3 separate regions of the Mus musculus genome follow, and all the other regions are linked to region 1. A link is a loop called in an ENCODE intact Hi-C map of the cell type or tissue named here. Cell type or tissue: left cerebral cortex. All regions are shown on one strand.

Region 1 (8,000 bases):
TTTACTGCTCAATATGATAAACTTCATACTATCACAAAGATGTCATGCTATCTCAGATATTTATTTACTAGTGTAATTAAAGTTAGGGCTGAGGTTCTCATAGCTCTGTGGTCACAGCACTGGCCTACTATACTATGGGCAAGGCCCATGACCAAATTCAATGACCAGCACCAAAACACACACACACACACACACACACACACACACACACACTGGCACACGTAAAGCTTTGAAAGGTAGGACAGTGAAGGTTTACATAAAATTTTACTTTCCAGAATACAAATATGAATACATGAGGCAATTTGAGCCCTGTGGACTCTTCCTGTGGCCCAATACAGGCTCCTCTGATAGCATTTTTTAAAAAGAAAAATGTTACAAAAAAAAAAAATCAGCCACACAGAAAAGCAATTAAATTAAGATGTGATTCTAAGCCTTATATAGTACACCTATAATCTCAGGGCTTGGGAGACTGAAGGAGGAGGATTACAAACTGGAGGTTAACCTAGGCTACACAGGAAGACAACCAAGTACATAAATAACAAAATTATAGGCAAACACTACATTTCTTGTCATGGACCACTAAGAAATTGGCATACAAATACGTGTGTGTGAGTGTGTGTGATTCTTATTAAAAAAAGAGAAAGAACTCAATTACTTGCCAAGATTAGAGTGGTATATAAAGTTATTTAATAAAATTCCAAGAACTGAGCCTGGCGTGGTGGCGCATGCCTTTAATCCCAGCACTTGGGAGGCAGAGGCAGGTGGATTTCTGAGTTCAAGGCCAGCCTGGTCTACAGAGTGAGTTCCAGGACAGCCAGGGCTACACAGAGAAACCCTGTCTCAAAAAACCAAAAAAACAAACAAACAAACAAAAAAACCCAAGAACTTGTAAAGATTTATGAATGGTCGAGTAGTTACACCTATTTCTTGTTTCTATTATACACATACATTGTAAATGAGCATTTGAATAATCGTTGCAACACAAAGTTAATAATCTACCATACCAATACTACATGTGTATCGTCACTAATGTCTACCCTGCTTCTCCAGGAGGACACAAATCAACACACGTCCATCCTTAGCACAAAATCTCAGGAAGAGCCTCATACCATAGCGCACTATGTTCAAAATGTTGGCATGTGCAATATATAAGCTACCAAGCTTTCTGTAGATTGTCGTTAGGGTCTGTAATTAGGTCACACCTTATAGTTAAAGCTGTGAAATAACAAGACTGCTTAGTATCTCAGTAACTCACCTTTGCCAGCTAACTTCAACGACCACTGTACGGAGAGAAGACGAGTTTTCAGAAAGTTGTAGAGTCAAGCAAAGTCCTTGATTCATTCCTTCTACAACTACAGACTTCCAACATAATGGAGCTGGTGTCTAATGAAGTTAGCATCTAAAAGTGCACATCACCCCTTAAAATAGATCAGATTTCTTGTCATTTTTAAACTTTATTCTGTTAAAACAAACTTCTAAGCCACTGTACACCAAAACTGCATTTTTCGACACTACATAGTGAAAATAAACTTCTGAAATTAAACAATATAAGAAATATTTTGAATCAGAGCACATAGTGAAACTGTAAGGGCATTGTGTGTGTGTGTGGGGGGGGGTGCTTTCTTACTAAAGGGCAAGAATAAGTAGAAAATGTGTCCTACCACTAAAATGGCACTTTTATTTAAAAAAAAAAAGTGACGCCTTTAAAGTAATAAACTGTTAGTGCCACGTATCATGAGTTCGATAGACAACTTTATAAATAAAAAAAAAAATCCTAAGGAAAAGGCTTGTTTGGAGGGTCTCTTGTTTTTTATCCTTTGGGAAAAATACTTAATACATTGATTCGATTTACAAACTAAACAAATCACTTCTGTAAGTTTATAGCAAGTTGTCCAAAGGAGCTCACTTTAAAAGTCTCTAAAAGATAAGTCAAAAACCTTATTTTCCATACAACTCTTGCCCGCAGAAAATCTATTAGGAATTCTTCTGACAATAGCAGATAAATCACACATTACTTTTGAAGACCCTTTCTTCACTATTTTTTTTTTCCTTTTTTCTTTAACAGAATAGGATGAGGGATCTCTGCCTCGACCATCATCGACACAGAATTGAAAACAACAGAAAATAAAACTGACAAGTTATCAATGTCACCAATCCATTCTATCATAACTTCGTGTCAGCACTGGCTCCACCTTTTAAAGGTGAAAATCAGCGTGCCTGGTCTTAAACAAGCTCCAGGGCTCACCACAGAGAACTTAGGTTTACTGCCCATGTACCTCAAAAGTAGCCTTGAAAATATATTTGGAGGAAAGAATATGTTTCCAGCTATGGAAGACCGCAAGCAGATAAGGACGTGCAGTACGTTTTTGCAAGCATTTATCGGGATCTGCACGGAGAAAACAAACCCCAGGAGAATAACAAAACCTCAAAACAGGCTCAGATTGCAGGGCTTCACATCCTCCCGGTTACACCTGCGCAGGCACTTCCTGTTCCCCCGCGCCGCCGGCGAGTAGTTTGGTAATTGTACCGTAAACCGCCGTTTAGAAGCTAAACATTAACTCCGTCCGTCTGTCCAGCTACTGAGAAACCAACCAAGCCAAGATTCTATCACATCCAATCCAGTCTGCTCCGCCAAGGAGGAACGCCAATCACGCTGGAGCCCTGGTGAAGGCTCAGTGCTCCGGCAGCTGTGGGGCTGCACCGGGAACCGCAGGAGCCTGGCCAGCGCATCCCGACCCGGCCCAATCCCGCCCTCAGCCTGCGGCCACCCGGGTTAGCGCGCCCGAGCGGGGCCAGGCCGTGGGGACCGAGAGTCCTCCGCCCTCTGCCCAGCGGGGGCTCCCGCGACTCACCCCAAGCTCTACCTCCCGGCGCCGTAGCCCTTCCAGTCCCACTGGCCCGGCTCCGCCTCGCGCCGACACCCACAACGTCGTGACAGGCAAAGCGACACGCACAGGGACAGACGGCCACACCGCCGCTTTCAGCCGCCAGACCCGCGCAGAGCATGCGCGCACGCCCAAGACCCAGGGGCCGGTCTGGGCAGTGACACCTGCGATCAACAGGTCTCTGGACCCCGCCTTCCCCCGCGTCAGGACGCCCCGCCCCCTTGCGCCGGGCCCGCCTCCTCGTCTCGCCCCGCCCCGCCCCGCCCCCGCACGTGAGTTCCCGGCTTTCCCGCGGGTGATGCTCCCTTTCCGAGGGCTTGTGTGAGGCGCGAGATCCCGCGAGAGCAGGGCTCGGGCTTCTGCCCCGACGCGGGGGTGGCGCGCGGGGCGGGCTGTGAGACGGGACGTGGCGGATCGGCGAGCGGCTGCGTGGTGGGCTGGGGACTGCGGCGGATTTCCACGGCAGACGCGGGCGTCCCGCCGTCGTCCGCCTTGGTTGGCGGCTTTGCAGCCTGAGTGCGGATGCGCGGGGATCTGAGCCGGGGTTCTGTGGGTTTCAGCCATTGCTGGGTCGGCACCCCGGCGGTCCCCTTAGGGAGTCGGTACGGTCTGTTTGCAGTTGAATGGTGTCCTTTGGCGCGAATGTATTTTCCCTAAGTGGGGCTTTCGTGACCACTAATAAAACGAACGTCTTCATAACCGCGCTGACCCAGTTAGTATTTGTCAGAAATTTTGGCAGCATCCTCTCCGCGATGTGGAGCAGGTTTTGAGTTGCAAGCTGCTGCTGCTGCGAACCAGACTAGCCTTTGTCTGGGAAACTTTTATTTGGGATGATAATTAAAAGGAAAAACAAAACAAAGGGGGGAAAAAAAAACCTGGCTGATGATTAAGATGACTCAAAAAGGTAGATGTAGGTTTGGAAGACATTTCCAAAGCTGGCGTGAGTCATAAAAGTTGACTTAGATAAACTCAAAGGGGACTCCAGTTTACCTGAAGAAATCGCATGAGGGAGACCCTGCAGGTTGGTGGGTGACATGCAGTGAGGTTATTGTGTTTGACCCGGGATCAGTGAGAATTTATTATGTACCACATAAAAGAAGTAACATGAAGCCATAGACGCCGTCCTCAACATTAACATTAAAACCTCGACGGGAAGGAGCCGGAGAAACCAGCTCTTAGAAATGTAAAGAATTGGCACCATACTGTTTCCTCTCGGGTGCACTCTGTTTTGAGGTGTTGTTTAATATATCTTCTGTCACCTCTTTCCCCTTCAGCTATATTGTGTATTCTCGGATGTATTTTACATGAGTGCCTTAAATATGTCTTAAAAATAGACCAAGGAACAAGCAGTCCAGGTTTAGTTATGTTAATGTCCTACTCTTGACGTAACAAGATCTGAACGCCTTGTTCCCCCAGGAAAAAAAAAAAATGGTAGTTAGGAAGGTCACAGTGTGGTTGTATTAACTCAGAATTACTGTTCCTCGATGTGAGGTGAATGTTGGGGGTTAGATTCAAACAGTCCCTGGGTGAGCAGACCTAAATTATGAAGGAACCATCTTCACCACATTGGTTAAGGGTTCCTACAAGGGAGTAGCTTTGGTGTGTCAGAGAATACACTAGATCATCTAGGTGAAGCCCAGCACTTCCTAGTACCAGCATACCTCTTTCTGATAACTCAGACTGAGGAATGTACTACCCTGTGGCTAAATTCCTGCCTCTGAGGACTGGTAGGAGTAGCAACTTTCTGTCCAGAGGAGCGGGGATCCAGTAGTTCCTGGAAGTCATTATAGCTAGGTGTGGTAAGTCATGGCTGATGGGGTGGGGTACTGTGAAATGCAACAAGGAGAAAAAGCAGCTAAGAGATTGAGGCAAAATTAGATGTTAGGCGAAGTCTTTTACCTATAAAAACATTCATGAGGAGGTCTGACAAGCAATTGCATATTAACTAAGCCCTAGAGAGCAAGAACTATCTTTTTTTTTTTCACTGAAGTTCTAGGGCATAGTTGAGTCTGGCTGCTATGAAATCAAAACAGTCCTTTGGGGAGTGAGGCGGATTATAGGAAAGATCGGGAAAAGATGCAAGAGACAGATATGGGAGGGCTGCTGGTTATTATCACACCAGCAGGGAGTGTATGTCTCATAGCCTTTTTATACCAGTACCTTGGGAAGCAAAGCCACAAGCTAACAAACAATTTGCTGTTCCCATCCAAAACCCTCCCTATTCCTCCCACCTAGGTCAATAGAATCTTCAGCCTCTCGCCTTGAACTTCAAGTGTATCTCCTCTTATCTTTCCATGCCTCAGCAGGCCAGGAAATCTGCCAACAGACCTGACCTGCCTTGACCCTGCCTAAAAGGCAGATTTTTCTCTGCTTCAGAGAAGCAGCAAAAGGCTCCCAACCATTAAGTATCTGGCACCAGTGTTTAACAAATACATGTTTAGTGAATGGGATGAAAAGTTGTAGTTGATTTTGTTTGTTAGAATTGATAAAACTGTTTAGGCAAAAATTAGAGCTACTGGGGATGTGTGAAGGAAGACATGTGCCTGTTCAAAGTAAAATAAGGCTAGCGTGGGCTTGGTGTAATGGGGGCCCTTGTAGGTTCTTGAATGGCATGATTAGTTTGGAGTGTGACCAAGAGTTAGAGAGGAAACTAAAGCTAAGTAAGAAGAGATTTTTCAGACCATGACTCAGGGATGAGCCTTAGAACACTCTAGTCAAAACCAGTTCCTCCATGTATATCTCGGTTTCTGTGACATAATCCTTTCCATGACGTTCCTCCTAGTTCGTCAGTGTTTCCTCTCACTTTACAGGGATTTAAACGATTACTTCCATTTGTTTATCTGTGTAGTGTGCACACGTGCTGTATACCACGCGCGTGGAGGTGAGAGGGGAACTTGTAGAAGTCTAGAAGTCGGTTTTCTCCTTCCATGTGTGTCCCAGGGATGGAACTTGGGCCGTCGGGCTTGGCAGCAAGTGCCTTTACCTATGGAACTCTCTTGCTGCCCTTCCTCAACCAAGTTTAAACGATAATATGCCTTACTGTAAATTATAAGGTCTCATTTATTCTCAGGATATTAAATCCTTCAGAGTATATTCATGTTAGTTCCCAACTTAAAATTGTTCAATGGTTTATCATTTATATGAACTAAAATCCAAAATTCTTGCCAATGCCTACAAACAAAAAATGATCTACAAGTAAAGAATGATCTCTTTACTTATCTAACAATATCTTGGTATCTCCTACCAGCCTGGATTTTACATTCTTTATTCCTGTGTACATCTCAACTAGGACATTTGACTTTATTTTCTGTATATTTCTCTCCTGTGGGACACGTGGCAGTGGTTAATTGAAAATTTTGGTTGTGATATTTGGAGGTGAAGATGCTACTAAACTACATAGGACAAGATAGCCTCCCACACAACAAAGAATCATTCAACTCCAAATAAAATCCCCTGCCCTTAGTAACAGACCCTTCCCACTCATCACAGCATGCGTATAATCCCAGATGGAATTTTTTTTTTTTTTTTTTTTTTTACCTATCTGTTAGGCAATTAGTGTGGGGGTGATTCTGACCCCTTTTCAGCAGTTTTCAGAGTTTACAGAAAAGGGCCTTTTTCTCTGATTGCAAAGCAGAATAGGAGTGTGCTGGAAGCTACTGCAGCAATGTCCTTTGGTATTTGGTGTCACCAGTCCAAAAGAATATGGTCCCTGAGGGTTATCTTTCCCTTTCAAAGAAGTTAAGGGTTGAATATTCGCTGTATGCCCCAGCCTCTGAGACGTTTTGATAAACACAAGAAGGTCAAGTTCAACATCCCTGGCATCTTACATAGCCTTCTTTGGCTTAAACCTTATTGGCTCTCCATCCCGTTCCTCCTAAGATTCTGCTATTCCAAGAACATTTGCTGGTAAGATACCAAGTGACTTAAACTGTGGCCTCCTTAAGTTTTGCTGATAGCTTAGCCAATTTCATACTCTTGAGTTATTTTACCTTGACACATTCTAATTTTCTTATTTGTAAAAACTAGGGTGAATAATAATCCATGCCACTTGATAATGCTTCAGATAAAAGCAACTACGTTGTAGTATTATTGGTTACCAATACTGTGTCACCTGATAGTGTGATGCTACACGAAGCTATGTGCTGTTTCTTGGCAGAATGCCCCTGGTCCAGACTCTCACTGTGTAGGGATCTGTTCCTTCCCGAAGGAGGGGAAGGAACCCATTCTTTCCTTTTTATGACTTTCTGTTAAGATCCTATCACAGTGAACTGAAAGCCACCTCCCAGGAATGTGAACTTAGTGTTCTTATTTTTGTCCTTTACAGCAATGGCAGTTTATCTTCAATTTCTCTTAAGGCACTACTTCATGTTGAAAATACCACTTGTGTTCTTAATCTAAAAATAATCTCTTCTCAATTTTTGAAGGCCTAGTGAGTACCAAACCAATTCATTTTAATTCATTATATTTTACCTTATTCTACAAAATACTTCAAATGAATTCTAGTGTAGCATAAAGAATAGTGGTCAGAGATAAGCAAAGGCTGGAAAGACCCTGCAAGGACAGCATATATGTATAAGAACAAACAATAACACAGGAGTATGCACTACCTGGGTCCCTTGAACTTGGAAAACCAAAAATGAGTTAGACATTTAAGTGATCAGTAATAGGAAACATTTTTCTGTCTTTATCTCAAATGTGTCACTCCCAAGTGGGTCTTCCTCTGAAGAGCCTTGGGCATCATTTACTCTGTTTACCTAGATTTCCTGATGGTGGCCTTATTGGCATGTCCCTGGTAAACTCAGTGTGCTCCATGTGGCTGGTTCATAATATACTCATATTGTCAGCCTCTGGGGAAAAAAAAAATGTGCCACCCAAAAATAAAACTGCACTTTTGCAGTGAGTCTGATTGCAGTTTAGAGAAGTATTTCTTCTGTTGTTTCCCACCACTGATTCTTAATCAGAGCAGCTCATCGAGGGCTGTTTTAGAATGGCTTGTACCTACGCTTCGCCCGCCAGTGTCAGTTTGTATTTAGAATAATTAATTTGACTTGATTTTTTGTTTTGTTCTGTTTTGTTTTGTTTTGTTTTGTTTTGTTTTCAAGACAGGATTTCTCT
Region 2 (8,000 bases), 61 kb before region 1:
AGAGTGACTCCTCCCAGCAACCAAACAGGGACTGAAACAGTGACTAGGAGGAAAAGAAGAAACAGACGAGAGGTGATTCACTAGCGGCCTGAGGAAGGCAGCTGGGTTACACTCTAGCAGCAGTGAAACAATCCAACACACAGAAATGGAGAGGTCCTAAGGTCTGAGGGGGCTGGGGAAATGCAAAAGTCATACGCGACAATATACCTTGATTTCAGAACAGGACTATTCTTGAGTTATTATTAATTATTATTGTGTGTGTACACACACATGCAGGCATGCACACATGCCCATGCATGCTCGTGCAAGGGAGGACATGTGGGAATCAGTTCTCTCCTTCCACCTTGGGAGTCATGGGGGTTGAATGCAGGGCCTCAAACTTGGCAGCAAATGTCTTTACCAGCTAAGCCAGTCCTCGTCTTACTAAGCTTTTAACCAAGTGGCACAGCATTCCTTTAGCAACACACTCTACATTCATTGCTATTATGAGGAGTACTCAAGAAGCAGGCCAGTTAAGTCTGAAGTGCAGGATCCGTCAACTGAATTCAACATAAATGCCCCTGTCTATCTGCAGTAATTACTATCCCCACAGAAACAATGCTTCCACACGGGTACCACTCACTTAGCGCCCAGGCATGCCCTATCCTCCCTGGATAGATCAAGGAAACCAACACCTCCACAGGCAGGAAACGCAACTCAGGACCAGGGGTACTTGGAAACATTTCAGAGTCTTTTTTTTCCCCTGATGTCAGGCTACTTCCATTTTAATAAATTCAAGTTTTCTCAGTCCTATTTCAATAATTAGAAAGTGGTCTTACCTTGCCAGTGGACATATGATCTACCTCTGAAAGAATCAACAGTTCCATTTATTTTTCTTAAGTATTGTAAACACTCAATGTTAATTCGATGCAGGGAACTTCTAACCCACAAAGGGAGAGAAATCTGTCTACAGCAAGCTGCTGAAGCCTGCTCCCCCAGCATAGCCCTAGCCTTTTTGTCCCATGCCTGCCAGTTATTGATGCAGAAAAATAGCATAGCTCAGAGCAGGGTCATGCTGCCCACATACCATGCAACGTTCTGTATTTTCTTAAGATTTTTTTTTGAAATCTTAAGAAATTCTACAATCATAAGCTCCAATCAGAACAAAGCTTAGGACGAACCAGAACAAAGGTCAGTCAGAACGGTTCTGTCTAGACAGCCAAAAGAGCCCGAGTCAGAGCCAACCTCCCTGCCATGCTGTGTATGTGTTTACTGTTTTTCTTTTTCCATTATAAGCTGGCCCTTGTATGTTCAAGGTCCAGTCTTAGCTCCCGAGCGGAGGCTTCAACCCTGATCAATCAGTCTTCGGGGTGTGTGTTCAATAAACTATTCTTGCTTAACTGAGACTGGAGTCTAAGTGGTTTGTGTGGAGAGCTTTGAACCTTAACACACAATCTGATTAATCCCCAGGAAATGGCTCTCATTCTTGCAACCTGCAAGGCAAAGGATACAGTGTTCTTCTTTACAGCTGCATGCTATCTTTGTCTGTATGACCTACTAGTGAACTGAAGCCCAGTTAGCTAGCTGACACAACAATAGCATTAAGATATTGAAATTAAAGTTCACTTTTTGGTTATTTTAGTAACCTTAGATAATTTGTTATTTTTGTTCCCTAATTTTCTAAATCCATAACCAACTTTCGTATTGTCCATGCAAAAACTACAGCTCTCATCTTAAAAGAAAGAGACAGTTTATTCAGGAGCCACCCTGAATGGCCATGGGGACACAGATCTATATCTGTTACCCAATTCCATATTCCCACATGGAAACAGTTTCGTGAAGTTTTTAAAATTGCTTCACAGAACCAAGAAAGTAATAAAACAAGGCAAGCCCAAAATACACTGGTGGGTACTTTAGAAAGGCTGATTTAGGAAAGGAGAAAGCTCTTCTGTAAGCCCACGATGCTATCAGGGCTACTTGGTTGGTATAAGTTAGTGGGCTGCTAAGTTAGTAGACTCCAACAGGTTTTTATCTAATGGTTACAGGATATTCTGACATAGAGTTGAGTGGCTTATTAAAATACTCCCATGAAATACCTATGTAAATTCCACGCTTTACCTTATCTGAGCCTTCTGAAAATTCGTGACTGTAATTGAGACAGGCTAATTCCATGACAGACTTCTAATTGGCAGTTCCTGGGATTAGGCCTAAAATCCTAGGCTTCAGGCAGCTAGTCAGAAAGTGCCCTACCATCAGAAACGACCCCCCCCCCCCCAAAAAAAAAAAACCCAACCTGGCCTGAAGCAAGGACAATGGGTTTTCAGCCCTCACACCCAGGCAATAGTTTCAGAATGTCCTTAAGAGAGAGTAGATAAGGCCACCTACCCCAGGATTCCTCAGGCAAGTTTCTAGCCACCACACCAAGGTTATGCTTCTGGAATGCCCGAGATAAGAGTAAGACAAAGCCCATCTATCCGAGAATTCCCCCAATGTGCAGCGAGCATACTTGGTAATGGGAGACTCCAGCATGCTGGACTTCGACAAAATAAAACACTCTGTGTGTTTACAAACTACTTGAGTCTGGAGTATCATTCTTCAGCGAATCATGGACCCTTACAACGTCCACCTCATCAAAACTGTTTCAAAAATTATGAGCAAATCGCTCAAGTCTGTACAAAATCATCCAAAGTTCTCAAACTGTACACACTTCCCAAACATGTAAGAAACCAAAAAGTTTACGTGTATTGGAGAGATGATTCTACGGGGTCTGCCAACCTTTTTACATTGTCACACAATGTTGTCGTCTCCAAAGTTATTATCAGAGAATCTCACGATCTAGTTTTTTAAAAGGAAGGAAGAAAGAAAGAAAGAGAGAGAGGGAGGGAGGGAGGGAGGGAGGGAGGGAGGAAGGAAGGAAGGAAGGGAAGGAAGGAAGGAAGGAAGGAAGGAAGGAAAGGAAGGAAGGAAGGAAGGAAGGAAGGAAGGAAGGAAGAAGGGAGGAAGAAAGAAAAACATCCCCCCACACGCTCATGTTTATAAAAAGACTACTTTTGTGGGTGGGCAAGGCTGGAATCCTTTGAGGCGGTTCCTGAAGTTCTGGCATCATCTCAGAGAAAAGGAGTTGAGACAGTTTTCATCCCAGAAACCGGGAGAACCAGTAATGCACCCTGCAAGGCAGCGTTTGAGCTACGTGAGAGAGCTCACCTGCACCTTAGAAACCACCTCTGAACACCGCAAGGGGACACCCCACCAGGAAGCAACGGGGCGGGGCACAGAGCGCATGCGTGCGGTCGGGGAGGCGGGGCAGACACCTTCGCCAAGTTCGGGGGGCGAGGAGGGGTGGTGGAACAGAGCGCCTGCGCCAAGAGCAGCCGGCCCAGCGGAGTCTGCGCGTTCCCGGGAATGCCGAAGAAGGCGAATTCCTAGAAAGGGAGGACGCCTGCGCAGTCCGGAAGGCGGGGACGCGGGGGCGGGGCGGGGCGCGGCGGCGGGGGCGGGGCGCCTAGTCGATTGGCGGGGTTACCCGGAATTGGTTGCTAGACTGGGCGCGAAGCGGTCTTCAGGTTTGGTCTCAGTTGCGCGGAAGTGAAACGACGCGGAGATGGAGGTGAGCCAGGCGGCGTCTGGTACCGACGGTGTCCGGGAACGGAGGGGCTCGTTCGAAGCTGGAAGGAGGAACCAAGATGAGGCACCTCAGTCCGGGATGAACGGGCTTCCGAAACACTCCTACTGGCTGGATCTCTGGCTCTTCATCCTTTTCGACCTGGCCTTGTTCGTCTTCGTGTACCTCTTGCCCTGGTGAGTATCCTGAGTTGCAGAGTTGAAGAGCTTAGGAAGCTGGCGGCTGCTTCAGTCTTCTCGGAGAGGGAGGGAGGGACGGCAGCTAGAGATGGCGGAGTTGGAAGAGCGAAAATGGATTTCCTTGACACCCCAGTGGCAAGAGGAGTGTGGAGAAAACTTGACTTCCCATATTTGTCTGTTTCATCACCACAAACGAACTGTTAAGTGTTAGAAACCTATACCCATAATTAGATCTATCGTAAATAATAAAAAATAATTACTAAAAACTAATAAAAATAAAAGTAAATAAATATCGTAAGTAATAAAAAATAGAGCATGACAGGTTAAATGTGATTATATCTAAAGTGATTTGAGTGTTGTGCGCCTGCTTAAAATGCTTAGCCCAAAGCAAGCCTTGTAAACTTAACTTGTCCATAACTTATGCAGATAAACGCGTATTATCTTCCAGAGTATCCCCAGTCCTACATCTGTCAAAGAATGGAGTATCTTGGGTTTCTTTGGCTCTCATTTTTTCGGTTTTGTGGCAAATTAGAAGGCAGAGAATGGGGGGGGGGTTTGAAAAGATAAACAGTTTTTTGATAAAAACTCGTTAAGTCATTTTGGTATAGACATTTCAAGAACAGTGATTTATTATTTAGTTATTTTTAATGATCTCATTTTCACCTCTGGGTAGAAAATTCATGACTTAATAATGTAGGCCTTTAGTTTTCCTTATCAATAGTGTAAATTATGTAGGGATAGGCTAGCAGTATCTATGTTCAGCGTCCCACTAAATGTCAAAATAAGCAGATGAAGGAAACAAGTATTTGGTTTTTACAGACCGGTTTGCTGAGTCAAGAATGGGGCTTCTGGAGTGAATCTTGAAAACGACTATAGACTCTTGAATGAAGAGGACTCCAGCAGCTGACTTCGGCACCTCTATCTAACCTTTTCTTCAGCCCTTGACCTCACTAAAGTACTATCATATGTTTAAAACCTGTTTTTCATGGTTGAAGTAATGATTGTAGCTAAATGATAGATAATATATATTTTTAATAATGTCTGTAACTTAAGTACTTATGGGAAATAAATGTATGTAAAAAAAAAAAGTTATCTTTGTGAAGCTTACTTTCTCAAATATTGTTTTAAAACTATGCTATTATAAAATAATTATCTAGAGTTGAATAGGTAGCACTTACTCAGAAAGGCCACAGTCCCAAAGCAGCTACTAGAAACATTTTGGAAGCTGTTCCTTGTCATCTTAAGACCTGGGTGATTAGAAATTCTTTACTGTTGGTTTTAGTGCTATTCAGTATATGAGAACTGTCTAAAATACTCAGAGGGGGTGTTCTTCTCCCTTATAATTCACACTATTTGGTGAACTGTTTACAGTTGTCTTAAGATACTGTTGCATTTGCTTGGGTAATTTTTGTGCAAGGTGTAACTGAAGTATGCGTATTAGCACACAGGGCCGAGGTGACTCTTGAGTTCACCACACTCTGGGACCTGCTTACTAATTTTCTCTAATAAATGTTTAATCACTGAATTTAGTTTCACACTGTGTCAGATTCTCTGGTGGTAGAGTGGGGAGGTTAATAGCTTGCCATTAGGTCACACAAGTACTTTATTCTCTTGAGCCCCAGGCCAGCCCACCACAGCTGTCAGCTAACTGGACATTTCTAGGATGGAGACCTTAGTATGATGGTGAATTTTTGGGTCACTTTGGGCTAAGGGATCCATGACAGATGGCAAAACATTATTCCTGGGTCTGTCTGTGTTTCAGGAATAGGAGCTGATATGCTGGGAAAATAGTAAAGGAAGCCTCCCTGATGTGAGACCAGTCACCCCACCCCACCCCTTTTAGAACATGGATGAGAAGGCAGATGTCTCTGCTGGAACATCTATTTGTGTGGATACCATCCTGAGACGAGTGAAGGCTGTGCTGAGGGAGTCTGGCCTCAGAACACAACAGCAGAGTAGGCTCTGCGGGACAAGCCGGCTCAGAGAACAGCTCTGCCTCCAAGCAGGGCTATTCTGACCTTGGAGTTAACCAAAATGGGCCCCAGCTGGGACAATGACCCACTGCCTTAATGCCTCTGTGGTGTACCCCTCCCCTTAGAATAGCTCCCTTGAAAGTGTTTCTCATTCCTCTCAAGTCCACTGAAGCTGTACAGCTATATTTAATAAACTCTACTCCAGCCCTTTTCATTACTTTCCCCGTTGCCCAGGTTGCCAGCCTTTCAGCTACTTCCAGGAATGGGCTCTGCGCGGACATCAGTACTTGCAGATCTGAGTTCTCAGACTCTGGCCAGTCCCTGAGGTTTGGACTAGAACTCAAACTTCCCTAGGCTTCAAGCCTACAGTAGATGGATAGACATAGATAGACAGATAGACAGACAGACAGACAGATAGATAAATAGATAGATGATGGATTTCTGAGGTTTGTGTAAGACAATTTCTTGTGATAATTTCTCTCTATAATAGTGCTCTTTCCAAAGAACTCAAGTCCAGTTAATACACAATTATAATTGCCACAAAGGAACAGCATGCAGGCTCCAACTCCTATAGATAACTGAGAATGTTTTTTTTTTAGTAAACTAGAAATAAATGGGCTTTTCAAGGCAAGCTGCAAATTTGTTCTCATCAAAGCAAAAAGTAAGCTGGTAAGTTCCTTAGTAAATTCACAGTTGGTTTCTAAACATGAAGTAGCTTCTGATGGTTGCATTTGAATTGGCTTAAGTCTTGGAGGAACTTGTTAGGGAGGCATTAACCTTGAGTTACAGGATGAAAGTGAAGAGCTCCAAGTACTGGGCACTGAACAAGCTATGTTTGGAAGTCAGGAATAAAACAAGGCTGGGCATGGGCCAGATACCTGCTATAAGGCTTTTTAGTCAAGAATGGATTTTGCTTTTGCTTTTACATTTGATTTTGTTTCCTGAGACAGGGTCTTACTGTGTGGCCCTGTACACAGCTTTGCAGACCAGGTTGGCCTTGAACTCAGAAAGATCCACCTGCCTCTGCCTACCCAGTGCTGGGATTAAAGGCGCCCAGCTGGTTTTCTTTTTGTTAACAATTTGAAGTGCTTAGAAAACAATTTCATATTACATGAAAAGCACATCTAATCTAGATTTGATGTTGGTAAACTTTTATTGAAAAACAGCCCTTGACAAGGGAGCTAAAACCATCCAGTGGAAAAAAGCATTTTCAACAAATGGTGCTGGCACAACTGGCGGTTATCATGTAGAAGAATGCGGAATTGATCCATTCCTATCTCCTTGTACTAAGGGCAAATCTAAGTGGATCAAGGAACTCCACATAAAACCAGAGACACTGAAACTTATAGAGGAGAAAGTGGGGAAAAGCCTCGAAGATATAGGCACAGGGGAAAAAATTCCTGAATAGAACAGCAATGGCTTGTGCTGTAAGATCGAGAATAGACAAATGGGACCTCATAAAATTGCAAAGCTTCTGTAAGGCAAAAGACACCGTCAATAAGACAAAAAGGCCACCAGCAGATTGGGAAAGGATCTTTTTTTTTTTTTTTTTTTTTTTTTTTTTTTTTTTTTTTTTTTTATTTATTTATTATATGTAAGTACACTGTAGCTGTCTTTAGACACACCAGAAGAGGGAGTCAGATCTCATTACGGATGGTTGTGAGCCACCATGTGGTTGCTGGGATTTGAACTTCTGACCTTCGGAAGAGCAGTCGGGTGCTCTTACCCACTGAGCCATCTCACCAGCCCAAGGATCTTTACCTATACTAAATCAGATAGGGGACTAATATCCAATATATACAAAGAGCTCAAGAAGCTGGACCCCAGAAAATCAAATAACCCCATTAAAAAATGGGGCTCAGAGCTAAACAAAGAATTCTCACCTGAGGAATACCGAATGGCTGAGAAGCACCTGAAAAAATGTTCAACATCCTTAATCATCAGGGAAATGCAAATCAAAGCAACCCTGAGATTCTAACTCACACCAGTCAGAATGGCTAAGATCAAAAACTCAGGTGACAGCAGGTGCTGGCGAGGATGTGGAGAAAGGAACACTCCTCCATTGTTGGTGGGATTGCAAGCTTGTACAACCACTCTGAAAATCAATCTGGCGGTTCCTCAGAAAATTGGACATAGTACTACTGGAGGATCCAGCAATACCTCTCCTGGGCATATATCTAGAAGATGTTCCAACTGGTAAGAAGGACACATGCTCCACTATGTTCATAGCAGCCTTATTTATAATAG
Region 3 (8,000 bases), 100 kb after region 1:
ATACATACACACATACACACATGATGTGACTGTACACACTACAGTGATGTATATACATATCACTTGCTGAAAGAAATTTATTTTCTCCTCTTTCTCCTGACTCACTTAGTTCGAAAATCTTCTTAGAAGTTGAAACTTAATAGAAATTAAAATTTCTAAGACTTTTCAGTGATACCCTAATATGAAGGATGAGGCTTTTTGTTTTCAGCTAAAACATAAATGTTAATTAGTCAATTATGAACAGAGAAAAGTAAAACTCTGAGGTGTGTTTATAAAAGAGAAAGTCAGGGCTTTATGGAAGGGGGATTAAAAATCTTATTGAGCACTGGAGAGATGGCTCAGAAGTTAAGGGCACTGGCTGCTTTCCCAGAGGTCCTGAGTTCAATTCCCAGCAGCCACATGTATTTTATAACCATTTATAATGGGATCTGATGCCCTCAGCTGGCTTGTAGGTGTATATGCAGATAGAATACTCCTATACATAAAAAAATCTTCAAATGAATCACATTGAAAGTCAAATGAAATTCCACGTGGAATGCATGTTTGTTGAGTATGAAGGCACCATGGATTGTGCGATGGAAGAGGAGCCTGTCTCTATGAATAAACTGACTACTGTTTTTTTTACATGGTCCCACCACATGTACCTTTATTGTCCATTAGCTGCTAATCATGAGGGGATAACCTTTTAAATTATCTTAGGTAGGAGATATAATCACAATATAAATAACTCGTTTTTAGGTACATAATTGTTTTGCATATGCCCAAAAGACCAAGTGCTTCTATTCTCACATTCGCCTAAATCCCTAATTTTAATCTTCATGTCTTGTTTGTTGGTATTGTATCCTTCTGTCCATCTCTGTCCAGGCTCCTGCTGCCCTCTACTTAGCTGCTAACTGAAGCCATGAGACATGCCTTGATCCAGAAATGACTAAAGGACCCGAAAATACCAGAGGTATTTCTTCGGTTTTGAAGTTTGATGGCGTGGTCGAACGCCAGCCTAACCCTGTGGACTGTGGCCTCTACTGTGTGCTTTATTGTTATCAGAGGAATCAAAGAACGCCATATTATAGTGTATATGTGTATGTGTGTGTGTGAGTGACACGGCACTTCCTCAGTGTGGAGGTTAGAAGACAGTTTTCAAGAGTGGGTTCTTTCCTCCTGTGTGATGGAGGACTAAATTCACAGCAGGCTTGCATGGCAGCTGTTTTTACCCACTGAGCTGTTCTGACTAGCCCAAATGAAAGATATTTTTGGTTAGAGAGTATTTATCATGTATTAGTAACTAATCTGTCAAGTTGGCTTTCCTGGTGACCCCGTCAAATTGTTTCTCTTTGCTCCATTATCTTTGAAGTTGTGTTTAACAAAGGGAAAGAGATCTTTCCGTTGCCCAAACCAAACAGGTTCTGGCATCCTGTTTACTTCTAAGGACAGTTCTGTAGCTATTCAAGTTGCCCAAACCAGTCTTAAAGGCTCCACCTCTGTCTAAGCTCTAATTTTAACTTTAAGAGAAGGGGTTCCCGTCCTTTCTCCATGTACTCGTTTCCTCTCCCACCTTGCTCTGACTCCCTGGTGTAATGGGCGAGGATAAAGAAAAGCAAAGAGAAAAGGAGTTTTTTTTTTTTTTTTTTTTCAGCAACCCCATCTTCAGGCTTTTAGGTCTTGGAAACAGACAGTTTGAGAGGGGGAGATTTCATAATAAAGACACAAGACTGCTCCCTGAGGACCTAGCCCATGGTTCTTAATTCTTGCTTAATGTGGAGTGGTGTGTGTGTGTGTGTGTGTGTGTGTGAGAGAGAGAGAGAGAGAGAGACAGAGAGAGAGAGAGAGACAGAGAGAGAAAGAGAGAGAGAGAGAGAATGTGTGTGGTGTGTGTGTGTGTGTGTGAGAGAGAGAGAGAGAGAGAGAGAAAGAAAGAGAAAGAGAGAGAGAGAGAATGTGTGTGTGTGTGTGTGTGTGTGTGTGTGTGTGTGTGTGTGTGTGTGTGGTGGCGCACACCTTTAATCCCAGCACTCGGGAGGCAGGCAGGCAGATTTCTGAGTTTGAGGCCAGCCTGGTCTACAAAATGAGTTCCAGGACAGCCAGGGCTACACAGAGAAACCCTGTCTCAAAAAAAAAAAAAAAACAAAAAAAAACAAAACAAACAAACAAACAAACAAAAACAAAAAACCAAAAACAAACAAACAAACAAAAACCTAGAGTTATTTTGAAAGAGGAGCCTCACCATCTAGAGACTGCCATATCCAGGGATCCATCCCATAATCAGCTTCCAAACGCTGACACCATTGCATACACTAGCAAGATTTTGCTGAAAGGACCCAGATATAGCTGTCTCTTGTGAGACTATGCCAGGGCCTAGCAAACACAGAAGTGGATGCTCACAGTCAGCTATTGGATGGATCACAGGGCCCCCAATGGAGGAGCTAGAGAAAGTACCCAAGGAGCTAAAGGGATCTGCAACCCTATAGGTGGAACAACATTATGAACTAACCAGTACCCCAGAGCTCTTGACTCTAGCTGCATATGTATCAAAAGATGGCCTAGTAGGCCATCACTGGAAAGAGAGGCCCATTGGACTTGCAAACTTTATATGCCCCAGTACAGGGGAACACCAGGGCCAAAAAGTGGGAGTGGGTGGGTGGGAGGGTGTGGGGGACTTTTGGGATAGCATTGGAAATGTAAATGAGGAAAATACCTAATAAAAAATGTATATAAAAAAAAAAAAGAAAGAAAGAGGAGCCTCAGTTGAGAAGATACCATCACCAGGTTGCTTGAAGGCAACTTTGTAAGGCATTTTCTTGATGAACCTGTGATATGGGAGGAGCCATCCCATTGTGGGTGGTGCCGGTCTTGGACAGGGTGTCCTGGGGTGTATAAGAAAGCAGGCTAAGCCAGAGGGAGCAAGTCATAAGCAGCCTTCATCCATAGCCTTTGTTTCGGTTCCTGCCTCGGGTGCTTGCCCTGACCTGCTCAGTGATAGAGTATGACCTGGGAGCGCTAAGATGAAACGAACCTTCTTTCCCGGGTTGCTCTTGGTCTTCATACTTCATCTCAGCAACAATTGATACATGAGCCGTTTCTGTGCATTCTAGGAGGTAATTTGAAACTCTTCTGGATTCAGCTAGGAAGCTGTCTACTTTAGCTTGTAGCTAGCTGCTCGGACCCATCTGCCCCCTCCGGAGCCTAGAGACTTCCAGTCACCTCTCATTTGCTCCTGACCTCTCCTGGTCCATGGGGAAACACATACCATTTGTGGGCACGAGGCAGCAAACTTCCTGGTTCTTTGCCAAAACTGCTTGCCAACCTGTGTTCTCCCTTTCCAGATTTCCTGAGCGTGTCAGGTCACAGCCCTCTCTGACCCATTAGCTGTCCTCACACCGCCTTTCAGGTCAGCTCATCTCAGACTCCACTCAAAAATTCTTCTCCTACATGGTCTGAAGTGAAGGCCAGGGTTTCTGAGCCCCTGCCCTCCACTGTCTGTATCCACGTTCTGGTACGTACAGTCACAGGGACCTGGCTGAGGATGCGAGCCCTGCAGAAGTAGCGCGCCATTGTTATCTTTGTAAAGCCTACTGCTCTGTTCTGAACTCGGGTTAGTGCGCAGCCGCTCCTCTCTGGGGTTTCTTGGCTAAGACGCCAGCTTCACTATCGTTCTGCATGCATGCACACGCCATTTCCAGCCAGCTAAGTACAAAGCCCTTTATCATAGTTTTCTGTGTTAAAATATGGGCTAAACATGGAATAGAATTTTAGTCTACAAATTATTTTCAAGGAAAACGTCTAGAAACTTTCAATGGTCTTAAGAGGAGAGACTTTACAACTTGCGCAGGCCCTGCCTTGCAGAAAAGGACTAATTTCCTTCCAGGGCATCATGCATCCTTGGCCTGGGGACTTCCTCCTTATACTGAACCACACCTCCGTTCCTGGCTTTACCTGGTTGTTGATCCTGGTGCCTCAGAAACACAATCTCTCAACACTCTTTTTCTCTTCTTTCTCCTTCTCCCCAGTGGTTGGTTGGTTGGCTCAAAGCAGGGTCTCACTCTGTAGCTGAGGTTGGCCCTCTGAGTGGCCCTTCTATTTTAGTCCCTTGAGTGCTGGGCTTACAGACATGACTTAGCACAGACAGCTGGCGTCTACTTCTTTACAGACTTTAGGTTCTAACTTCTGCCCCTCAATACGCATTTGATCACTTTCACCATCTTGTCCCTGACTTCCATTTTCTATGTTCTTCTTTCAGTTTGTCAAGTAAGGTTAATGTAGAAACATTTTGAAATACACGCACACACACATGTGGGCATGCACACACATAACTGTGTGTACTCACACATACCCAGAACCAACCCGGGGGCTAAGTTAAACTATCCGTCACTCTGCCCATGGGTCCATGTCATCTGGCAGATATGACAATAACTTACATGGGTCAGTCAATCCTATATTTAGAGCATTTGGTTCTTTAACCCATAAGAGTACACGCTAATCCTTTTATGTGTACCAATCTTAAAATAGCTCAATATTTTTAATACAGTAAAGACTACAAGATGCTCACTGAACTCATGAGCCAGGTGGGGTAATATATCCCACAAGAGGAGCGAATACTAAATAATATTTTTCTACTTTTGCCTTTAATTATAGATGACATGAATACATTGTTTATCATTGTGTATCAGGCAGTGCGTGTTCATTGCTTCTGTGGACAGCTTCATACAATTCTCAACACAGACCCATGAACCGGACACTATCATCATCTCTGTTTTCTATCTGTGTACCTCTTGCACTTGAACAAGGTAAGTAGCCTCCCCTCAGGTCAAAAGCTAAGGACAGTTAGTGTGAGGAGCTGAGCACAGGGAGTCTCACAGCAGAGGTCTTTTTCAGTCCTTTTTCTTTCTCTCTGTCCTAAGAATTGAACTCAGGGCTTTGCTTATCCTAGGCAACTGTTCTGCCACTGAGCTATGCCTGGCTCAGAGGGGTTTTTGTTTTAATTAATTAATTTTTTTATACTCCATATTTTATCACCCCCCCCATCTACCTTCGACTGCTCCACATCCCACACCTCCTCCCCACCCCATCCTGTCTCCATGTGGATGTCCCCACCTCCACCCCACCTGACCTCTAAACTCCCTGTGGCCTCCAGTCTCTTGAGGGTTAGGTGCATCATCTCTGAATGAACACAGACCCGGCAGTCCTCTACTATATGTGTGTTGGGGGCCTCACATCAGCTAGTGTATGCTGTCTGTTTGGTGGTGCAGTGTTTGAGAGATCTCAGGGGTCTAGATTAATTGAGACTGCTGGTCCTCCTACAGGAGCAATCTCTCTTCTCCTCAGCTTCTTCCAGTCTTTCTCTAATTTGACAACAGGGGCCAGTTGCTTTTGTCCATTGGTTGGGTACAAATATCTGCATCTGACTCTTTCAGCTGTCACACTTGTAATCTCAGAATTCAGGGGACAAAGGCAAGAGGATCACTGCAAATTAAGGGCAGGCCTGGGCTACATAGTGGTTTCCAGGTCAGCTAGAGCTCCATAAGGATTCCTGTCTCAAAGAGAACAAACTCAAGTGTTCATCATTCATAGTAGAATGGTAGACTTTACGGAAAGCAAAATGTGAAATTGCACGGGGAGACATTTGTAAAACAAACAAACTAAAAACCAACCAATCAAACAACAAAACGTTGGACTCTGATACTGGAGCTGGGTTGGCAGAGGACTTGCCTAACATACACGAAGAATCGGTTAAAATCATGATGACCTAGGCCTGTAATTCCAGCACTTGGGAAATAGAGCTAGAAAGGTCAAGGTTCAAGGTCATCACCAGATGCAGAACAAGTTCAAGGTCAGCCTGGGGTACAAACAACAGGCATACAGTAACCATCTCTCATAACATTTAAATCCATGAAAACTATCTTAGGACTTTTGGAAGCAGCCATTTAAATTCTGTGCTAATCTGTGCCAATCAATACTGGTTATTGGTGACCAGCATACAGGAACTATTCACAGATCACATTTAGATGCGTCTCTGTCTGTTGCTGGTGAGACACTTCCAGGCTCTACACTCAGGATAGAAACACGGAGGGGCTAAGGGACATTCTCAAATTTTTATCAACCATCTTTTCAGGTCAATTAAATGTTCTTGATTTATGTAGCTTGTTAACAAGACAGCTTAGTTGGTTTCTTATTGAACTACGTGGTAATGAATTTAGCAGGGAAATGCCATCTCAAGTGTACTTCTAATAAGAAAGGCAGTTCTAAAGCAATGGGAACTGTTGTAGCAGCCAGAGGAGTTGAACCTGATACAGGTTTTCAGATTCAAAATATTTGATCTCATAAACACTGCACAAAGCTAAAACAATTTTCTTGGCTGAAATCTTGCTTACTCATGCACCACGGAGAAAGCATTTCCACTTGACAAATATTATTTCAACTCCTCTGGTACCTTTCTCTTTTAAGCACATAATCAAAAAATACATTTTGCAAACATAATCTTTATCATGAGCAGCTCTGGAGAGGTCCAAAGCAAATAAATAGGAGCAGAGTGCATTTCCTTAGCCTTTAAGCCATTGATTAGGATATCTGAGAAGCAGAGGTCCTAGGAGAGGTGGGCCATTGGAAGCAAGCACGCAAGCACAAAGACCATCCCAGTTTTCCATTTGCTATGATCCTTGCAGTCAGCACCATTCCTCCCCGTTCTATATGTCTACACGCTGATTGGTCAGAAATCTCTAGAGGGCTGACCTCACTACACTTCCAGTACCTGTGGTTTGTCCTGACTTCCACTGCTGCCCTGTTGGGCTGGGCCATCGAGAGCCCTGTTGGATCGGCTCTGCATGTCCCTACTTCCACCCTTGCTTCTTCTACTTGAATTTCAGGATCCCGGTCTTACTGCTTGTTCTAACTCAAGTTAGATTATGACACTCAGCTCAATGATGAAAACTCTGCTATGGCTTCCCACTCCATGGAAGGAAAAGCCAGAGGTCTTTTGTTGGCCCACGCATAGCCAGCGAAATCTGCTGTGTCCTGGGTGCATCTCTGTTTGCAATTCCTGAGACACTAGACATTCTCGTCCCTGAGACCTGATCCTTCTGTTCGGAACACAATGCCCCAGATGCAGAGTGTGACGTCTCTGTCCTTCCTCAACTGTCATGCAATCTACTATGAATTCCATCTCTCTCAAAGCTCCCCTCTGTCTGTCTGCCTGCCTGCCTGCCTGCCTCCCCTTAGGTGTATACTCAATTTAACATGAGAAATGTTTTTCTTAATCATTTCACTTTTCTCCTGGAGAAAGAAATTAAGGTCTGCAGTCTATCTAAGAGCAACGGTTTCTGAAAACAGTTCTAAAGGCTGGGCTCAGAGGCTTAGGCCAACAGCCCCAGCATTCAGAAAGCTGAGTCAAGAGGATTGGGAACTGTAGGCTACAGGGTGAGACCTTATTTCAAGAATGCAAAAAACAACAATAACAAAAAAATGTCCAAAAGAAAAGAATGTGTGTGTAGGGGAAGGGGGGGGAGGGGTATTCTTAAAATGGTACCTAGAATCAAAACTAAAAGCTGTTTAGAAAACATTTGTTAAATGAGTGTTGATCTCCATATCATACCACTGCAAATAGGATATTTTCCTATCATCACTGAAATGTTTGGTCAACTTCCAAAATTCAGCCCATTTCACACATCTGGCCCATGTGGAAAGGGACTCAGAAAGAGCGCACTCCCCTGACCTCTGACATTTTGGAGTCAAGCTACTTTGTTGTGTGTTGTCTTTGAGGCAGGATCTCAGATTTAATCCTTCACCTTCCCATCTCTCCAGGGCTGGGCTTGCAGGCATCACTCTATGTCTTCAAACTGCTTTGAACTTACAAACGAGAAATCATAGAAAATTATACCCAGATTGTAAAAGTAGCCTGAAATACACTCCTTAAAATAAGACCAAATAAGAAAAGCAATAGATAGTATTAGTGATTATCTTAGGTAGGTTTCTACTCTGTGGTAAAGACCATGAGCAAAAGCAACTTGGAA

Evidence for each region. A loop is a pair of places that touch in the nucleus more often than their neighbours do. Peaks named below come from ENCODE experiments on the same cell type or tissue, not always from the same donor. Only the 100,000 strongest peaks of a DNase experiment are listed, where the experiment ranks them.
Region 2: it touches region 1 in a loop (9-fold over the local background); 10 of 42 quality-filtered maps call a loop at or near these places.
Region 3: a loop joins it to region 1, with 2.0 times the contacts of the local background. A loop is called at or near these places in 3 of 42 quality-filtered maps.

The regions. Positions count from the first base shown.
Region 1 is chr3:122,981,430-122,989,429 of GRCm38, forward strand. Usp53 (ubiquitin specific peptidase 53) reads right to left here and starts at 3,018. Exons shown (of 16, transcript NM_133857.3): 1 at 2,853-3,018. In left cerebral cortex, a CTCF peak has its summit at 3,028; DNase peaks (open chromatin) are centred at 2,538, 3,023, 3,202 and 3,906; H3K4me3 peaks cover 2,956 bases; H3K27ac peaks cover 2,017 bases.
Region 2 is chr3:122,920,880-122,928,879 of GRCm38, forward strand. It overlaps 1810037I17Rik (RIKEN cDNA 1810037I17 gene), which reads left to right and starts at 3,518. Exons shown (of 2, transcript NM_024461.2): 1 at 3,518-3,777; 2 at 4,600-5,315. The coding sequence starts at 3,581. The coding sequence ends at 4,600. It overlaps 4933405D12Rik (RIKEN cDNA 4933405D12 gene), which reads right to left and starts at 3,237. Exons shown (of 6, transcript NR_046036.1): 1 at 3,184-3,237. In left cerebral cortex, a CTCF peak has its summit at 3,211; DNase peaks (open chromatin) are centred at 3,336, 4,168, 5,719 and 5,939; H3K4me3 peaks cover 2,033 bases; H3K27ac peaks cover 1,002 bases.
Region 3 is chr3:123,082,777-123,090,776 of GRCm38, forward strand. The region is part of intron 4 of Synpo2 (synaptopodin 2); the gene reads right to left. Among named protein-coding and RNA genes, the nearest start is that of Myoz2, 52 kb to the left of the region's middle. In left cerebral cortex, a CTCF peak has its summit at 445 (motif pointing left); no DNase peak of the experiment used is centred here.